2 separate regions of the Mus musculus genome follow, and region 2 is linked to region 1. Evidence: chromatin loops called from intact Hi-C (ENCODE). Cell type or tissue: gastrocnemius. All regions are shown on one strand. Each heading gives the region's core, and the rest is flanking DNA. Links, peaks and the distances in the headings are about the cores only.

The links. Peaks named below come from ENCODE experiments on the same cell type or tissue, not always from the same donor. Only the 100,000 strongest peaks of a DNase experiment are listed, where the experiment ranks them.
Region 2: a loop joins it to region 1, with 5 times the contacts of the local background. A loop is called at or near these places in 35 of 42 quality-filtered maps.

Annotation. Positions count from the first base shown.
Region 1 is chr1:75,463,607-75,472,831 of GRCm38, forward strand. Asic4 (acid-sensing (proton-gated) ion channel family member 4) reads left to right here. Exons shown (of 10, transcript NM_183022.3): 2 at 5,505-5,649; 3 at 5,751-5,878; 4 at 6,065-6,227; 5 at 6,673-6,729; 6 at 8,678-8,831; 7 at 9,216-9,225. Among named protein-coding and RNA genes, the nearest start is that of Gm32506, 8.7 kb to the left of the region's middle. In gastrocnemius, for the core only: a CTCF peak has its summit at 4,201 (motif pointing left); a DNase peak (open chromatin) is centred at 4,170; H3K4me3 peaks cover 231 bases; H3K27ac peaks cover 927 bases.
Region 2 is chr1:75,339,035-75,348,259 of GRCm38, forward strand. No RefSeq gene overlaps it. Among named protein-coding and RNA genes, the nearest start is that of Des, 17 kb to the right of the region's middle. In gastrocnemius, for the core only: a CTCF peak has its summit at 6,189 (motif pointing right); a DNase peak (open chromatin) is centred at 4,012; H3K4me3 peaks cover 2,718 bases; H3K27ac peaks cover 4,760 bases.

The DNA.
Region 1 (9,225 bases), core at 627-8,626:
TTCCTCTGCCCCTGGAGAGGTGAGAGGGGGGATGCAACCTGGGTCACCCTTGAGTAAACTCATGGCTTAGGAGCGCTCCCACCTTAGATGCTAGTCATGGCTGGATGAAGATGAATCCAACGCCTTCTATTGGTATACAGTGGATTTCAGGGTACTGCGGGGTGAAGGGGAGTCCATTCCGGGGCACCTAAGAAGGAGGTATAGGGGTGGACCTCACAGAGTAGGGCAGAGGGATAAAGGAGAGGGGCTCCCATCCACAGAGAAGTAGCTAGGCGGGAGGTACTGGGGTCTTGGCAGAAGCTGGGTGCCCAGAAGGCAGTGGAGATAAAGCCCAAGCTGCAGATTAGCTGTGGGATTAGCTGCCTGGTCCTTGCTGCTTCTGGCTGCTTCTTATCTCCCAGAGGCCCAGGGCCTTCTCCCACATAGCTGAGCCCTGGCCCTACTAATTGGCTATTAACCCTGTGGGCTCTGTGTCTATAGGGAGGAAGAAGAGCTAGGGAGGGCTGGGGGTGAGGTGGGGGTAGGGGAGCCAGCAGCCAGGCAGGGAGAGCTATCTTGGGAAATGGGAACTGTGGATGGATGGAGCTCAGAGGGCTGAGAGAGAAGCCATCGCTCAGGAAAGCAAGCTCTGGACAGATCTCTCCCAGCTCCTGATCATTGTCTCGGGCAGATGGGGAGGGAGAGGGAACAGGGAGGACATCGGGGCAACCTTGGGCCTATAGTAAAATCTAGGAGAAAGACAAGATGTAGAAACTGAATACTTACATGGAAGATGGACAGAGAGGAAAGCAAATAGGATGGAGGTACGGGGGACAAGGGACAAAGAAAGCAGACAGCATCTAGGCTTTGGGAGAGAAAGGGATGCAGATTGATAAACAGGCTAGCCAAGGGCTAGGAGCAGAGAAACTGAGTCTGGAGGCATAACTGGTTGGGCATCCAGAAAATGTAGACCCAGGGATCTACAGAAGCAGTCAGGAGACAGACCTAGAACAGGAAACAAGCAGTGATTCAGGCCAGCGCTGCAGGGAGAGATAGAGTTGGAGAAGAACCAGTCAAGGGCTGGCTAAAGGAAGCTGGCAGAGGGTCCTAGGGTGGCCGTTCACCTTCAGCTCAAGGAAGTTCTAAAGTCACATGCTCCAGCGAGGGCAGGTAGCACGGGATCAGAAGCTGAGATAGAGAGAAGGTGTTAGGGCTATGATAGGATCAAGGCCCCATGGGCAGAGCTTAGAAGCTGAGGTTATCTGGAGATGACCCTGCCACCATCAGAACACGTCTTGGTTCTCTATGATTGGGCCTCTAGGCTCCCAACTCTTGTATACACATCCTTCCAGGGGAGGGAGGAGTGGACAGCCAGTGGGACCTTGTGGCTGAACAGTCGTGCCGTCTCCATGGAAGAAGCTCTGGGCTGTGCTGCCACCAGAATTGTACCACTTAGGAGCCGGTGGCTGGCTCCACCATCACTGCCTGGGCCAAAGACTGTCTCCAGGGCAACGACCTGCTCTTCTCAGCAGTGGGGCCTGACCCAAGCTGTGCAGGTGGCCCAGTCCTGCCAGTCTGGCCTGTCCAGTCTCCATAGAGTGTCCTTTGGACCTGGGCTACTTTCACTCACTGTCTATGTCACGCATTGTCCCTTCTCCAGTATACTTCACCTGCACATTTGCCAGGTAATCAACTCCCAAGTCAGGGCTAAGTTCCACCCTGTAGGGGGCTCGCACTGCCCAATAGCATGTGTCTGTGTGCACACACTGAAACATAACATACATCTACAGTGCAGTTCCACCAAGGGCTAGGAGCCTCCAACCATCTTTCATCCACTGAGCCCGCAGCAGGTATCTCGTAAGTCCTGATTATGCTGTATACAGCGTTCCACCCTGTCCAAATCTCTGCAGCTCTTCGCTCGCTGTGCACGCTTAGCCACTTTCCCTTTCTGAGCATCAATCACTTCATCCGTCCCAGGGGGCAACAGTGATCACCTCATGGGGCTTGTGTGAAAGGGTTCAAGGAGAAGATCTATCAAAGGCACTTCTCAAAGGGCCCGAGACACGTACTCATGTGTGAAATTCTAAAAGGAAAGAAGAAAGAAAGAAGGAGAGAGAGAGAGAGAGAGAGAAAAAGACAGAAAGAAAGAAAGAAAGAAAGAAAGAAAGAAAGAAAGAAAGAAAGAAAGAAAGAAAGAAAGAAGGAAAGAAAGAAAGGAAGGAAGAAAGAAAGATTTGACCTGGGACAAAAAAGAGGATGTCTGATGATGCCTTTCTCCTGTTCTCTGCCCCTTGTTCTGCTAAGCAGGAAGTAGGACTCGAGGCTTCAGGGAGTTGAAAACTTGTGAGTGAGGCTAAGCTTTGGAGGCCGTGGCAGACACAGTCATGTGAGCAACACAAACCCGGGGTTCCCTCACGTCGCTTGGGCCTCATTTAGCCTCTCAACTCAAGCATGCACTCCAAACAGGCTGAGTTGGCAGGAATGGATTCCAGCATCTTCTCGGCCTGAAACAGGAGGATGTTGGGCACTCACTTGTATGTTTCCTGTATCTGCCTTTCCCACACCGCTAGAGATCCAGGAGGTTTGCATCCCGTGTACTTCAGGTTCCTCTCTCTCCAGGCATGTCTTGAGAGCCCGTGACTAGGCCCAAGCTGTCTTGCTTGACTCTGGTTTGGCCTCTAGTTATTCTCAGTTTCAGCACCAGACATGGAACCTAGGACTTCCCCAACATAGGCAATCCCTCCACCTCTGAGCTAGACCCATGACCCTCTACTTTCTGAGACAGGTTCACTAAGTGGCTAGAGCTAACCTTGAACTCAGTTTGCAGCCCAGACAGGCCATGAATTCTAGTCCTCTTGCATTGGTCCAGAGCTTCTGGGATTACAGGCTTGTGCCACCATGCCTTCCTTGTTCATCTAGAACTTTCTACTTACTGTGCAGTCCACAGATCAGCAGATTTGTAAAAAAAGCAGAATTTCATTCTCAGGAGTCCGTCTACTTCCATGTATTAAACCAGAACCAGCACGTTACAAAGGGGATCTGGGTACAAATTGGCATTTGAGGAGCACCGATCTTGGAGACCTCTGCAAACTGGTCCAGTTCTCTGAGCTTCTGTCTCCTCGTCTATGGAATGAGGATAGTAATACTGCCCTTGGGGGCAGTTGTGATGATTCCATTAGACTGAGCACCCGGCCTAACATGCTCTAAGATGTCTGTGATGCCCACTCCTGCTCTCAGGGACATGCAGTGATGGAGGGTACAGGCGGAGATGGGGTTGGGATGAGACTAGAACCCAGAAGCTGTGAAGGACTGGTGAGGAAGGGAAAGACAAATGACCTTGGGAGGATGGGGCTGAAGAATGGAGCTGAAGGGAAAGAGGAACCAAGGAAAGAAGTTCCAGTGTGAGGCACAGTCCGTCTTTTTCCATCCTGAGGCAGAAGCTGGGTAGGTTTGGGTTGGAAGGATGCTAACAATGAATGATGGGAGTATCGGGGAGCTTAGCCTTCCACTCTGAAGCTGTGCGGCTTCATTAGAGTCACCTCACCTCTCTGAGCTCAGTTTCCTTCTCTGGAACCAAGGTCGTCAAACACACCTGAAGTCAGAGGCACCGGGTGGATGACACAGCGTAGCAGTGGATGTTTTCATGTTTTGTAAATGTCAAGGTGCCTGCTATGCGTATTTTGTTGTTGTTTCAGAAATCAGTTTGGGTAAAGGCTGTACTGGGGAGGAGGTGTGTGTGTGTAGAAGAAAGGTTGGTGAAGCTGCAAGTAACCAACTCACCAGAGGAGGGAGGACAGAACCTTACCCTCAAAGTGTCCCTGGTGTTCCCCTTAGGTTGCTTCAGAACTCCATGTCCCAGTCCCACCCTCTGCTCAGCCTCTGGCTCTCACTTTCCCGCTGCAGCCAAGTCTAAGGAGATCTTTTCCCTCCAAGTCACTTCAGGTTCCTTTCCCAGCTTTTACAGTGTGAACACGTTGCCAAGAAAAGGGGTGGGGATAATGTTGGAGCTCACGGACCCCTCGCTGGCTCTGCCTGTGATGGGTTTGACCCAGGGCCACATCCCTGTGGGGTGAGTTGGGAGGGGTGGAGGAGCAACGACTAGAATCCGCCTCTTTCTTTCTCAGTAGCTCTCCCACTCCAGCTGTTCAGTGACTCCAGGCAGTCACGAAAATCCCCAGTCCGGGCCCGTGCCTTCATCTTTGGGACACCAGCGCCATCTGGTGTCCTTTGGAGAGAATGCTGGTCGTGGAGACATGAGCCGGGCTTTAGATAGTAAAGGTTTATAAGGTGTCCCCACGATGGGACAAATGCATGGAACAACATTCAGGCCCCCTGCTTCTGTACAGCTTGCTCTCCAGTGGGGGACGTGGGCAATGGGCAGTAAAATGGGTAGATGAGCGGAGGAGCAAGGTCTGAGGCTTACAGGGGAAGCAGGACAGCTGGCTCTGCCGCTCCCAGAGACGGAGCAACAACTAAGGCCAGAGGTGAACACAAGGATTGGATGTTTGAGTCACAGAGTCAGGAGTGGAAAGGGAGGGAGGAAGAGGGCCAGGGCCACACTGAAGGGCGACTTTAACGCTAAGGAAAGTGTCTGACTTTATTCTCTAGGAAACGAGAAGCTGTCACTGTTTAGTTTCACTTAAAAATAACTTTTGTTGGGGCTGGAAGGATGGCTCTGTTGATGAAGGACTTGCTGTGTAAGAAATAGGACTCTGCTTTCCAACATCCATGTAAAAATCTGTGCACTGGGGAGAGAGAGAGAGAGAGAGAGAGAGAGAGAGAGAGAGAGAGAGAGAGAGATCCCAGTGCTAGGGAGGCAGAGATGAGAGCATCCTTAGAGCTCACTGGCCAGCCAGCCTAGCCAAACGGATGATCTCCATGTTCAGTGGAAGGTTCTGTCTCCAAAAGTAACGGAGAGAATGATTGAGGGAGATACTGGGCATTAATCTCTGGCCTCCCCCGCATGTAAACACGCACACATGCACAAAGAATAAAATAAGCTTTATTGTGTATACTTGAGTTTTACAACATGATGTGTGCACTACAGAGACTAGAATCTGGCAGGGGACTTGGTTGGTTTGAGTGTTTTGACTGCTGTGTGGAAAACAGAGGAAAGGAATGGATGAAGGGAGCCCGAGGAGGTAGACCATTTTAGAATTGTTTTGGGAGTGGGGGAGATGCAGACTTTAAGGATCCTTACTCAAAAGACCCTAAGTAGCAATAGGAGGACCCTTTACTCAGGAAAGGGAGAGCAGGATTGATAGGATAGCAAGAGTTCTGAGCCTGGTGTGGTGGTGAATCTCTGTACTCCCAGCTCTTGGGTGGTTAAAGCAGGAGGATTGGGAATTCAAGGCCGGCTACACAGGGAGTTCTTGTAGCTACACAGTGTAGCAAATCTTGGGCAGGGGAATTTCTGGGTTACTGCAAGGCCCTGGGGAGGAGCAGATCCAATCTCAACTACACAGTAAAAACCTGCCAAAAAAATATTAAGAGTTCTGTGTCTGCTGTGTTCTTTCTCCCTCCAGGTCTATACTCGCTATGGGAAGTGTTACACCTTTAATGCAGATCCTCAGAGTTCACTGCCCAGTAGGGCAGGCGGCATGGGTAGTGGCCTGGAGATCATGCTAGACATCCAGCAGGAGGAATACCTACCCATATGGAGGGAGACAAGTATGCAGGCGGGAAGGGGATAAGGGCCAGCTCAGGGATGGGGCCTGGGCTCGGCTCTACCCCTGAAGGGGGGTCTGAAGCCTCTCATCTCTGCTGTGCAGACGAGACGTCATTCGAGGCAGGGATCCGGGTGCAGATCCACAGCCAGGAGGAGCCGCCCTACATCCACCAGCTGGGGTTTGGCGTGTCCCCAGGCTTCCAGACTTTTGTGTCCTGCCAGGAACAGCGGGTGAGCATCCCCAGCTAGGCCTAGGCTGGGCACAGGGCAACTCACTGCTTAAAGGGATGCTGGCCACATCTGCCTGGCAGATACTCAGTCTGCCAGCCCCATGGCCCTGGCTGGGGCTATTGACACTGGAGGACTGGCCCTGATGGACACGCTTGGCCTTGACCTTGTCATGCCCCATCTCTGCAGCTAACTTATCTGCCCCAGCCTTGGGGCAACTGCCGGGCGGAAAGCGAGCTCAGGGAGCCTGAGCTTCAGGGCTACTCAGCCTATAGTGTGTCTGCCTGCCGACTGCGCTGTGAGAAGGAGGCCGTGCTTCAGCGCTGCCACTGCCGGATGGTGCACATGCCAGGTGGGCACCTCCAGCCAGTCTTTGGTGCCACTCTTCTGAGCTCCCGAACTTCCAGGAGGCAGAGATGCATGCGTACCACATGTACACGCATCTACACGCATGAGCGTGTGCTCATGTGTATGTCTGGATACTTACACATGGGTTCGTATACTTGGGAGCGCATAGATGTGCATGCTTGCGTGCATGCTAATATATATTCGTGGGTATGTGTTTTGGGGCTGTGTGCATGACCCGAAGACTGTAACATGATTGTGTAAGCAAATGTGCAATTACCTGCATATGTGTATGTATGCATTTTTACTGTTTTTATGCGTGTGTGTGTGTATATACATTGAACTGTTATGCATATGTGTAAACATGCATACATGTAGATGTCTACACAGGTGTGTGGTGAGGGAGAAGGGAAAGGACTGTAGATCTCAGAACTGTTCTTCTCTCCTTTCAGGCAACGAGACCATCTGCCCACCAAATATCTACATTGAATGTGCCGACCACACACTGGGTGTGTGCTGCCTTCCCTTTCCCTGCCTCTCATCATTCCTCACCCCTCTGTGTGCTCATCTCCTGTGTCTTATCACTTCTCCTTCCAGTCTGTCCTGGAGAGGTCTTGCTGAAGTTGAGCTCTGTTCATATCTCAGAGGGAGGTGGGGGTGGGTCCTAATGGCTTCTATAGCTTCAGATACTCGGTAAGTGATGGCAGACCATGGAGATGCTACAGAAAACCAGGACTGGGAGTGGAGCCCATCTCTGTTCTCCCAGTCAACATTCTCTCTTCTCTCCTCCGCAACTCCCTACCCCTGCCTCTTACTCAGAGGAAGTAAAATGACTTCTCCCTGAGCCCTAGGAAAAATACATTGCTGGATGTCAGTATGGGTAAAATGAACTCCATCTTTCCATGGTTCTCCTGAGCTGCAGCTCATCCACCACCCGCCATCCATCCATCCACCCATCCATCCACATGCTTAACTGTTGATTGATTGATTGACTCTCTAGACTTACTCAACTTGTTCTGGGTATTGAGATTAAGGGTCCAAGAGCCCTGACCATGAACACTTACTAAGGACAGATGCTATCACAGCACAATAGTTCTTGAATAGGGGTATCTCATGGGTGTTATAAGGCCCTGGGGAGGGGCATGTAGCCCTAGTCTAGAAGGGTAGGGAAGATTCTACATGAAAAGCTACTTACACATTAGTCAAGGTTTGAAGGGTTCTATATAGAAGAGATAGCATGTCCCATGTCCCAGAGACCTTGTGGCTAGAGAAAGCTTGCTTTGTCTAGGGTACCCAAAGGTCAGTAGAGCTGGAGGCAGAGGTCAAGGGAGGGAGCAGAGTATGGAAGAGGGAGGTTCTTGGAAGCCAACATAGACTTAAGGCAAGGTAAAAAGGCGAGTGAGATAGTGAGCAGAGCAGATAGTTTGAAGCAGGGCACCAGAACTCACTGCAGAAATCTAGATTTGATGGGCCACTGGGGATGCATTTGAAATGCTGAGGTAGCCAACTAGCACACCAGGCTCTCCTCTATACCCCAATAACACCTGCACCTGTGAAGTGTGTGACTGAAGAGCATTAAACAAAGGAACAGATGTATCAGCTAGATAAAAGAGCCACAGGTGTAGTGAGAGTCCACAGAACAGGTGACACTCTCAGGCCTGAAGGTATGAAGGGGCATCATGAAACGAGAGAGAGAGAGAGAGAGAGAGAGAGAGAGAGAGAGAGAGAGAGAGAAGGAGGAAGAGGAGGAAGAGGAGGAGGAGGGGAGGAAGGAAGGAAGGAAGGAAGGAAGGAAGGAAGGAAGGAAGGAAGGAAGGAAGGAAGGAAGGAAGGAGAGAGAAAGGAGGGAAATGGAGAGCAAACATGAGCTCTTACCTGAGGCTGTCTGAGAGCAGTGTGGCACAGAAGAATGCAACCCCTATCTGTAGCCTGATAACTGGAGAAACTGGGAAAGAAGTGCACACGGATCCCTGTCCTCCAACTCCCTCTGACCTGCCTGACCACAGGGACCAGCCCCTGGGGTATAAGACAAGGGGAGAGTGAAATGGGGGACCAAAAGGGCAAGCAGAGACATCCTAGCTTATCAAGTGTGTGGATTCTGCCCACCCACTTATCCATCCATTCACCCATCCTCCCTCCCAGCCATCCCAGCATCCTTTCCCTAATTCATTGCTTGTGTGTCTGAGATCCCATGTTGACTAATTCTTCCTTCTGAGCCATGGGACCTCCTTGTCCCAGGGATCTGAGGACAGAGGGAGAGATGTGTAGGTGTAGATGCAGTTGTCATGGGTCATTTAAAGTTGGTCTGAGGGGGACCTCAATCAGCATGCTCTAGAAGGTGAATGATCTGGCCTTCTAAATGGACATGCCAACTCAGGATAGCCTCTGTGCCTGTCCCCATAGTCACTGTGCCTGTGGGCCATTCTCCCTACTGCAACTGGTGCCTTTGTGTTGCAGACTCCCTTGGTGGGGGCTCCGAGGGCCCATGCTTCTGCCCTACACCCTGCAACCTGACTCGTTACGGCAAAGAGATCTCCATGGTCAAGATCCCCAACAGGGGCTCAGCCAGATACCTGGCAAGGAAGTACAACCGCAATGAGACCTATATAAGGTAAGCCATGCCCGCAGACGAGCTTTGTGGAGAGAGCCCTTCCGCAGGCCTGGGGCACAGAAGAGGCTGGGAAGGAGCTGCCCTCTTTGTGTATATTGGGTCTCCTGCCCGGAGTGCCATTCATTATCTAAGTTTCACCCAGAAAAGCCCTTCCCAGTCCAAGTCTGAGCGGCCACAGCTTCGTGTATCCCTGCCATTGCACAGATCCCACTTATATGACACCATTTACCAAACCATGAACCTAACAGCTGGACCTAGCTCCCTCTGGGAGCCTGAGGTTGCCAGCTTCACAGCACAGTCTTCAATGATGATAGCTTGACTGGGGATGGCTTTGCCAGCATCCAGACCAGCAGCCCCACACAGGTGTCATTTCATGTCTCCCAGGGAGAACTTC
Region 2 (9,225 bases), core at 777-8,776, 120 kb before region 1:
TTTGAAGGGCATTCTCTGCATTGCCTTAGCCTGCTATGGTATCATGAGTGCAATTTAGAACAGATATTTCATAGAGCCCCAGGCTAGCATGTAGGAGCCCATGTTTAAACAGTTATATTCCTGACCTGGGGCAGGAACTCCTGTGTTCTGGGCCACAGGCAGAGACCTTGTCCCCTTGAAGAAGCCCTGGTTCCTTTCATCAGCCAGGGTGCTCGTCATTCTATCTTCACGCAGTGGTGTGCCCCTGGTCATCTGCTCCCATGAAAAGGCAGGCTCTGCAAGGACACACCAGCCTTGTTCCATGTAGAACCCAGAACCCAGTAGTTACTTCTCCACACACATTTCTGGCTCATGAATACTTGAATGAAAGACTTCCCTGCCACCCACGATCCATTCGATTCCTCACCCTACAGCACGCTCAGAGCATCTGCTGTGGGCCAGGCTCTTGTCAGCCTGAATAACTCCTTTTCAACCCTGAGCAGCTACGAGGCCGGTGGTGGGAAACCGGAGACACATCCTTTGTGTAATGTACCCTGACAAGGCCTAGATCTCAGGTCTGATGGAGACAGGGCTGCACGGGAGAGCAAGCGGCAGCAATGACAGGTTTTTAAGTTAGAGAAATGGTGTCTTGTCTAGCAGGATTTCCCCCTCCTGATTCAGGGAGCCCCATCTGCCCCGAGGCCTCTCTGCCTTTGCTGACAACCGCCGCTGCTTGTTTCTGCTACGACTGCGGCAGGGAGCCTCTATAGAAGCAATCTATAAAACACCATTTACAGCCATAACCAAACCACAAAAATCAATCCCCCAACGCTCACTCCCATCAACAAACACGCTTGGGGCGCCGTCTGAGCGTGGAGCACAGTTTTGAGGTGTCATGGGAGATAAGCAGGAGAATAAAATAGGACTCTGTCCAGAGGCAGCTCCTAATCTCCCTAAGGAGACAAGATACCCAGAGATGAAATGATGAACCACATGAGGGTTTTTGTTTTTTTAAATGCACATGCCAAGTAGCAAAGGAAGGTTCTAGAGCCTTGCTGTCCAATGCAGCAGGCCCATGTGGCTCCTGGACTCCTGAAAGGTATCTGTACACTCAAGCAAGCACTTTGCCTGCCGAGAGGCGCTGCTGTAGAAGGTAATGTCCATGCCAGCTTAGAAACAAATGTCTATGTTCATAATGTTGATCACATGCCAAAGTCCTATTTCAGACAGAATAAGTATATTCAGTTATTAAAATCAATTCCATCTGTTTCTTATGTCATTCTTTAAAATAAAATGTGGTTTCTAAGACATTTAAAATTATCTGTGTGGCCCCTGTTACGTTTCTTTCTTCTTCTTTTTTTTTTTTCTAAGATTTATTTATTGTATGTATATGAGTACACTGTAGCTGTCTTCAGACACACCAGGAGAGGGCATCAGATCCTATTACAGATGGTTGGGAGCCATCATGTGGGTGCTGGGAATTGAACTCAGGTGCTCTTAACCACTGAGCCACCCCACCCCACCCCCCAACCCTGTTATGTTTCTATTGGACAGCACCAGTCTGGCTGGGCTGAGGGGACCTAGAAGGAACCAAGGTTTGTGCTATTGAAGCTTCAAAGGGTTCTGAGGAAATGGGCCCAGCAAAAGGCAGGAGGGAGGACATTTGGGAAACTCTCAGGAAGGGAGGACAGTCTCGGGAGGCTGTACACAGCAGTGACATGGGCTTACCAACTCTACCTTCCTCCAGCCACCTTCCAGAGGGACAGACCCTGAAACACCTGCAGCCCTCCTCCCTCCTGTGATTCCAGATGGGGGTCTGACCAGAAATAGGGAGCTGTGTTTCAGTGCTAAGTACCGGTGAGTGAAGTCCCCAGCTGAGCCATCCTTGGCTAGCATGGGTTTTAAAAAGGCGGTGCTCCAAGCTGGGCATGACAGCTCACCTCTGTAATCCCAGGGAGGCTTCATGAGGCCAGTTAGAGCTACACAGTGAGATCCTTCTTCAAAAAATCAACAAACCTTGCTCCCAGCCAGGCAGTGGTGATGCATATCTTTAAGCCCAGTGCTCCAGAGGTGAAGGCAGGCAGATCTCTGAGTTCTGGGACAGCCAGAGCTACACAGAGAAACCTTGTCTCTAAAAACCAACCAAACAAACAAATAAACAAACAAGTAAAACAAAAACCTACTTGGCTCCAAGCTCTGGGCCTGGGTAAGGGCCGTGACAGAAAAGGAGAGCCGTACTCTGGTGCCTTTCGAAGTGGGAATCTGTTTAAGGTGAGGAGGGATTCCCAGGGAACAGGGTGAGGGTTCATCTAGGCTCCTCCCCACAGTTACCTGGCAACAGCCAGGTGTGCCTGACTCACTATAAAAGGGGCTGCTTGCCCCTCCTCTCTTGCTCATCTCTCTTCTCTCTTTGTCCCTTCTCTTCCCATTCCCCTCCCCTCTCTCTCCACCCCGTGGGCCTCTACTCCTCCACCCACCCAACCCCCTCTGCCTTTCTCTGTCTCTACTCCCTCAACCCCCTTACTCATGCCCTAAATAAACTCTATTCTATACTATACTGTCCTGTGGCTGGTACCTCAGGGGGAAGGGATGCCTCAGCATGAGCCCACAGAGGTACCCCTTCTCCCACACCATACCATGTCTCCACCAAACAACATATCCCTAGCTTTGTTTTCTTTCCTTTTCTTTTTCTTTTTTTTTTTATAAAACACAACAGTGACCCTGGAGGAGAGAGCCAGGCTCTACCTTAGCTGGACCTAGGCAGGTTTTGTCCAGGAAATCTGGCATCTGGAATCTAATGTGATGTTGGCTTTTCTGCCTCTGGTACTGCTTCCCACCTCCCCTCCAAGCTACACACAGATGCTGTAAACACTTGAATGGGAGGATTAGCTCCCCATGTGGTGTCTGGGACATTATGAACAACTCTTAGTCGCTGTGTCTGTATCTGTGTTAAATTGATCTTTTTTAACCCCCAGCACTTAGAGCACGAGGCTGGGTACATATCCAGTGTTCAATACATATTGATGAATGGATAAATGGAGGAAGGAAAGACGGCCTGGGTGAGCGGAGGATAGATCCGTCAAGCCATAGATTCAGACTCTTGGATTCAGGCTAACCTCGTCCTGGACTAGATTTTTGGGACGACGGCAGCAGGAGGGTGTTTCCACAGACCAAGTCCCACAGTGTCTGGGTCACAGAGGAATGGTGCTCTGCTCATAGCCTTCTACCCGCTGAAGAACCAACCGGCCTCCATTTTAGGCTTAAAAGCCATCTTACAGTAAAGACAAAGTAGGTTCATTCCTGTTCATGGTAACACCTCCAGACTCTCAAGAGCTAGGCTGTGCCCCACCTGCAACCTTAACTACAAAAGGTTCTGCACTGCCTGTTCCAGGAACGGCAGTCATGTCTTCCTTTCAAAAGTTAATAACCATCTTACAACCCTGTCTTTGTTTCAAACGGGTTGTTCTGGCTCCCTTCTTAGGACTATCTGCTGTTCCGACCTCCTTGCAATCGTGTCTTTGTTACAAGAGGTTGTTATGACTAACTAGGTGTGCTTGTGTGCTGCCTATTTTGTCTCAGATCCCCCATTTGAAAACTCCCTACCCCTGAGCTATAAAAACCTTGCCTCCCTCACATCCAAACTGACCTCAAATCCTGCCTCAGTGGGAGGAAACCCATGTACCCATTTAAAAGTTTGCTTTGATTAATTGCCCGCTTTAATTAATTTGGCCCTGGTGATTTGGCTCAGTGGTCTTTCTCCTCCCGTCTTTGGCATTAACACAATCTATTTCAGTGGGACTCTGGACTCTGAGACAATGTGTCTAGATTAGCCTCCATTGCTAAACCTTGCTTCTCTAGACATCTCTGATATTCTTCAGTTCTCTTTTTAGAAATCCCTAAGGTCGCCTTAAAAGGAAGGGTAACGTGAAGAATTCCAGGAGGATTGGATGAGCCTGGCGTGGGTGTGGGTAGTTTAATGAATTTCTGAACCAGTTAGGGGAGTCCCAAAGCCTACAGGAAGCCTGCCGTTCCCCATGATGACCACTGGAGGGCATCTGGACCATGGAATACCAGAGCTCCACCTCCCACATCTTGGGAAAACTGATTCAATTCAACAAACGTTTCAAAATCGTTACAATAATAATAGCTCCCGTGTGTTGAATATCCAATTCAGTGCTGAATAAATATATACATACACTTTGTTTAATATTCACTACAATTGTGAATTGCTTAAGGAAAAACCGGGGCATGAGGAAATGCATGCTTTTTTTTTTTTTTTTTTTTTTTTTTTAACCTAGGGCCAGTTAGCTAAAAAACAAAACAACAACAAATTAACCTTTGGTAGAAATGACTTGAACCCCAGTCTTCAAGCACCAACAGTAAACAAAATAAGCAAGTAAGTAAGTAAATAAATAAATACAAGGAAGCTGGGACAGGGGGTCTCTGGATAGAGAAGAAGGATAGAGGAAGGGATGCCACACAGACATTGCATTCCAGAACATTCTGCGATCAGAAGATGGATGGCTGACAGTTTTGTACGTTTTGTACGGTAACGTTGTTGTTTCCTCCAGAAATGATGTTATTAAATAAGTGAAGTGTCTCACAATCCATGGTATCTTAACACAGAAGAAAGTCTCGGAGCTTCAAGGCAGGAAATGGTGTTCTCACTGGACACTTTTTTAAAATGTCTCAGAAGAATCCAGACTATGATGAACATGTTGCTGTTGCTGCTGCTGTTTGGGGGTTCAGGGGATGTCGGCCCTGACCTTGTGGATGCTAGTCCAGTTCTCTCACACCAAGTTCTATCTCCAGCCCTTCCATTAGTGTCTAAATAACACTTGTCATGTATCCAGAATTGTCCGGGGCATGAAGTCTCTTAGCTTCTCCTCATGGCTCTAAGCTAAGGGTCTAAATTATGATCTCCACCCATTTCCTGGAGATCCCAGAGAGGGTGGCGACACACTCAAGGTCACACAGGAGGAAGAGGAGCTCAGGTGAGTGCCTGGGTGTACTGGTTCCAGTCTGCACTCCAAGAAGGGAAGAGCCGAATGGTCAGGCTTGCAGTGCAAAGGGAGAGGAGAGGCCCACGGTAGAAAAGAACTCTGAGTAAAGATGCCCCAGGCAGAGAGAGAGCCCATTCCAACAGGCTCCCCTTGGCCCTGCCTGTGGAGGCCAATGGTAGCTAGCTGAACCCTACATAGCCAGAGTTCTCAGGGCTTCTCTGGAGTGGGAAGAAGAGAGGTTTAACTGGAGGTACAGGATTGGAAGTGGGGTTCCTTCAGTCTAGCTAAGAGTTGAGTCCTCCCTGGCCAGGACCCTCTCCAGTGACAGGCCATTTGGGAAGTGCAGCCTGTGCTCAGGAAATGGCCGGATTGGATTTCAGGGAAGATTAAAGAAGCTAAATCTGGCCGGGGCTGGGGGGAGGTGCCAGGAGAAAGAATTGCAAAGGGCCAGCAACTGGGAGGCCCAGAGGAGCGGGCCAGAGACCTCAGGGTGGGGGTGGGGATCCCAAGTCAGGCCGGAAACCCTTTTGACCCGAGTAAGGCTGGAATGCTGGGTCACCCAGTAGAGACGATCTACTTAGTTGGAGTTGGAGTAGGATGGGCTAGATACCCAGTTGAAAAGAGATGCTGAGCCAAGCTGAGAAGGGACAGAAATTAGGATGCTGACCCCGTACAAAGTTTTTGTGCCGGGAGCCCCAAGACCCAGACACTGTATTGTTCTGTTGATGGTATGGAGCTGTGAAGAAAAGACTTGGGGAGCAACTCGAGTCCCCTCCCCCACTGGGCCCTCCTCTCCTTGCAGCCCCTCCCCTATCTTGAGTGGCAGCAGCGGCTGTGGCCGCTCCCAGTCCCAAGAGTAGGAGCTCAGAGCTTCTATTCCGGTACCCAGCATGGGAGGGTGGAGGAGGGCTAACTTATCCGAGGCAAGATGAGTAGGGGGGTCTGAAGGACTCTGGGACTTGTGTGGGTACAGCTTCTGGCAGCAGAAACACTTGTGCCGCTGCTGGGATGTTCGTGGGAAAAGAGCCTCTTGGGGGTCATCTCTTGCCCCGGGGGAGTTGGGGTGCTGAGGTGATGGGAATCCCCAGCAGCTGGCAATCGGCCTCAGAGTCTCTTTCCAACTTCGAGGCTTTAAGATCTAGCCTGGCTCCAGCCCTTAGTCTTCAGGCAGCCTACCTAGAAGGGATGTGTGGATGAGGCCGGTTGGGGGCAGTCTGTGGCCAGGGTGCAACCAAGGGGAGTGTGAGGCTTTAGCGTGTGGGTGTGGGTGTCCATCTCTTTTGCCCTACAGCTAGGAAACCTCTACCCCCACATCCTCCACCTCCACACACATCCTGAGGCCTCAGCTTCCAACTGGAGGGCGGTGGGGTTGGAGAGAGAAGCCTGTCCCGAACAACCTCACTCCGAATGTGGGACTTTCTCCCATGGAAATCCCCTTATAGGGCTGAGTTAAAGAGAAAGACCTAGGCTGGTGCTGCCAACTCTGTCTGTTGTATGGCCCACACAGAGAAAAGAGCAGACCTTCTAGGGCCACTAGGAAGGGCCAAATCCAGGTGGGTTTGGTTTTGATGTGGTCGCACGGTGGTGGGTTTTGTTTTATTTTGCTGTGCAACCCTGGGGAACTTACCACTCCCCTCTTCAAGCTCCGCCCATCTGCTCTGTAAAAGGAAGATGGAAGCCGATGCTTCGCAAGGTCGTCAGGAGGCAGCGATCCACAGTACCATGCCTAGTACAGAGCTACAGTTCCTGAGTGGCAGCGAGGGTCTTACCAGAGGCAGTATAGGCTGTGGGAGGAAGAGCGGGAGACCTGGAGTCAGGAGGCTGTGGCTATGGATCTTGGCCTTGTGCCTGCTAGACGCAAGATTTAGAGCCAGACCCTGTAGTGGAGAGGCGGGACAACGTGGTAATGGCTGGCCCTTACTGAGAGCTTACGGCTATGGGTCATTTAGTTTGTGGTCTCCTTTTCTCTTATTCTTTCACAGATGGGGAAACAGGCCCAGAAGTACTGGGGGTTGAACCTGGGACCCTAAGTGTGTTAGTGCTCTACCACGGAGCTAAAGCCCCAGTGTTAACATTCCTTTTAGGCTCCGCCCCACAGTTACCTGGCAATAGCCAGGTATGCCTGACTCAGTATAAAAGGGGCTGCTTGCCTCTTCCTCACTCTCTTCCCCTCTTCCTCCCTCTCTGTCCCTTTTCTTTCCATTCCCCTCCCCCTCTCTCTGTGTTCATGGCCGGCCTCTCCTATTCCCCACCATTTCCTTTCTCTGTCTCTACTTCCTCCTCAACTCTCCTCCCCATAACCTACGTAAATTCTATTCCATACTATATCCAGCGTGTGGCTGGTACCTCAGGGGGAAAAGATGTTTCAGCATGGACCAGCAGAGGCACCCTCTTACCCCACACCATACTGCACCTCTATCAAACATATCCCTGGTTCCTTTTCTTGTTTATAAAACACAGCACCCAGCCCTTCACTGTCATAGCTCAGGCTGGTCTCCAGTTCACAGTGTATAGCCCAGGCTGACCTGGAATCTAATCCTCTTACCTACACTGCATGTATTACATGTAGCTTTCATTGGCTCCTACGTTCTTTTCTTCCTTCCTTCCTTCCTTTTGTCTTGTTTTTTTTGAGACAGGGTTTCTCTGAGTAGCCCTAGTTATCCTGGAACTCAGTCTACAGACCAGGCTGGCCTCAAAATCAGAGATCTGCCTGCCTCTGCTTCCCAGATGCTGGGATTAAAGTTGTATGCCATCACTGCTCAGCTTACTTTCTTTTTTAAATTACATTTTTAAAATTTATTTTGTGTGCATGCGTATGGATGCGCATGGGCCCTGGCTAATGTGTGGGCTTTGTCAGAAGACAATGTGTAGGAATTTCCTCTTTCAGTCGTGTGGATCCCAAGGACTGAGCTCAGGTTATCAGGTCTGGCAACAGTCACCTCTACTTGCAGAGCCATTTGGCTAGTTCAGCTGAGGCTCGTGGAGAACAGACTTCCTCAAGAGGGATCGACCCAGGGTCTGAATCCAGGCAGGGCCTATCTGCTCTTCCCCAATTCTTTCTTTTGCTCAGGCTCTATAGAGTCCAGTAGAACTTGAGCCATTGTGTAACTATTTCTCAGTGGGTCTAAGAGGATGGGGGAGTAAAGAGTTAGAACAAGCACGGATTGATGTGCAGGCTGAGAGGCTACATGGCAAGACCCTGTCTGGTGTTCTCTGGAGTTTCAGTTTCGGTGTGTACCTGAATGGTTCAGAGAATAAGTACCCCTCCCCCTAGCAAGCATGGTTTAGGCTGTGTTGTGTGATGTGATCTAAAGTGTCAGAGAAGGCCCCAGAGTCTGAGGGGACCCTTAAGATGACCATGACTCTGGGCTGTGCGAAGAAGAGCAGTGTGATCCTATACAGCTATAAATAGCAGCTTGTGCATAGTGGCCCTGTGAGGTCATTGCCAGCCGCTCGGGCCCTGTTTAAAGCACCCAGAGCCTCAGAGGAAATTTGGAAAGGGCCCAGAACAGCAGGAATATGACCAAACTAGAGGAGTTGGAACCAAAAGGGCCGATGAGGAAAGATGAAAGGAATGGAGATGAATCAGGGAGAGGCAAGTGCTGAGTGATGACCCAGGATCACCGCCACTGGTCTGTCTCTACATGAAGGGAGAGGCAAGCAGAGCTCACCTTCTAGCAGAGTACTAAGAACTGGCTCTGAGGGTGGCTGATGGGCCTGCCCTGTCCAAGCCTGTTGAGCCCTCCTCTCTGCAGCCCACAAAGCCTGATGCCATGCCTGGTGTGGTGATGCACGCTTTTGATCCCTCACGACACAGAAGCAAGCAAATCTTTGTGAATTTGAAGCCAGTCTGATTTGTGGAGGGAGTTCCAGGCCAGTCAGGGTTACACAGTGAGATCCTATCTGAGATCAATACAGTAAGAAAAAGCCAAACTACGATCAAACAAACAACAAAAGCTCTTCCAAGGTTGGTCAAAGAGTGGGACCTCTTTTTCTCCTTGGGGTGGCAGCCTTGACAGCTCTGCCTCATCTGTCCCTTGGGCAAGCTCAGGACTGCACAGGACTCACGATACCCAGAGAAGTACAGAGGTTTCCCCTGTAGTCTGCTGGAACTGGGGACTAGGAGACGTGTGGTAGGGAAACTGGAACTCAGAGAACCCAGAAGGAGGTAGGTCTGCATTAGCTGTGGGGAGGGCCAGTGGCTTCAAGGCTGAGCCAAGAAACCTGGGAGAAAGAAGGAAGG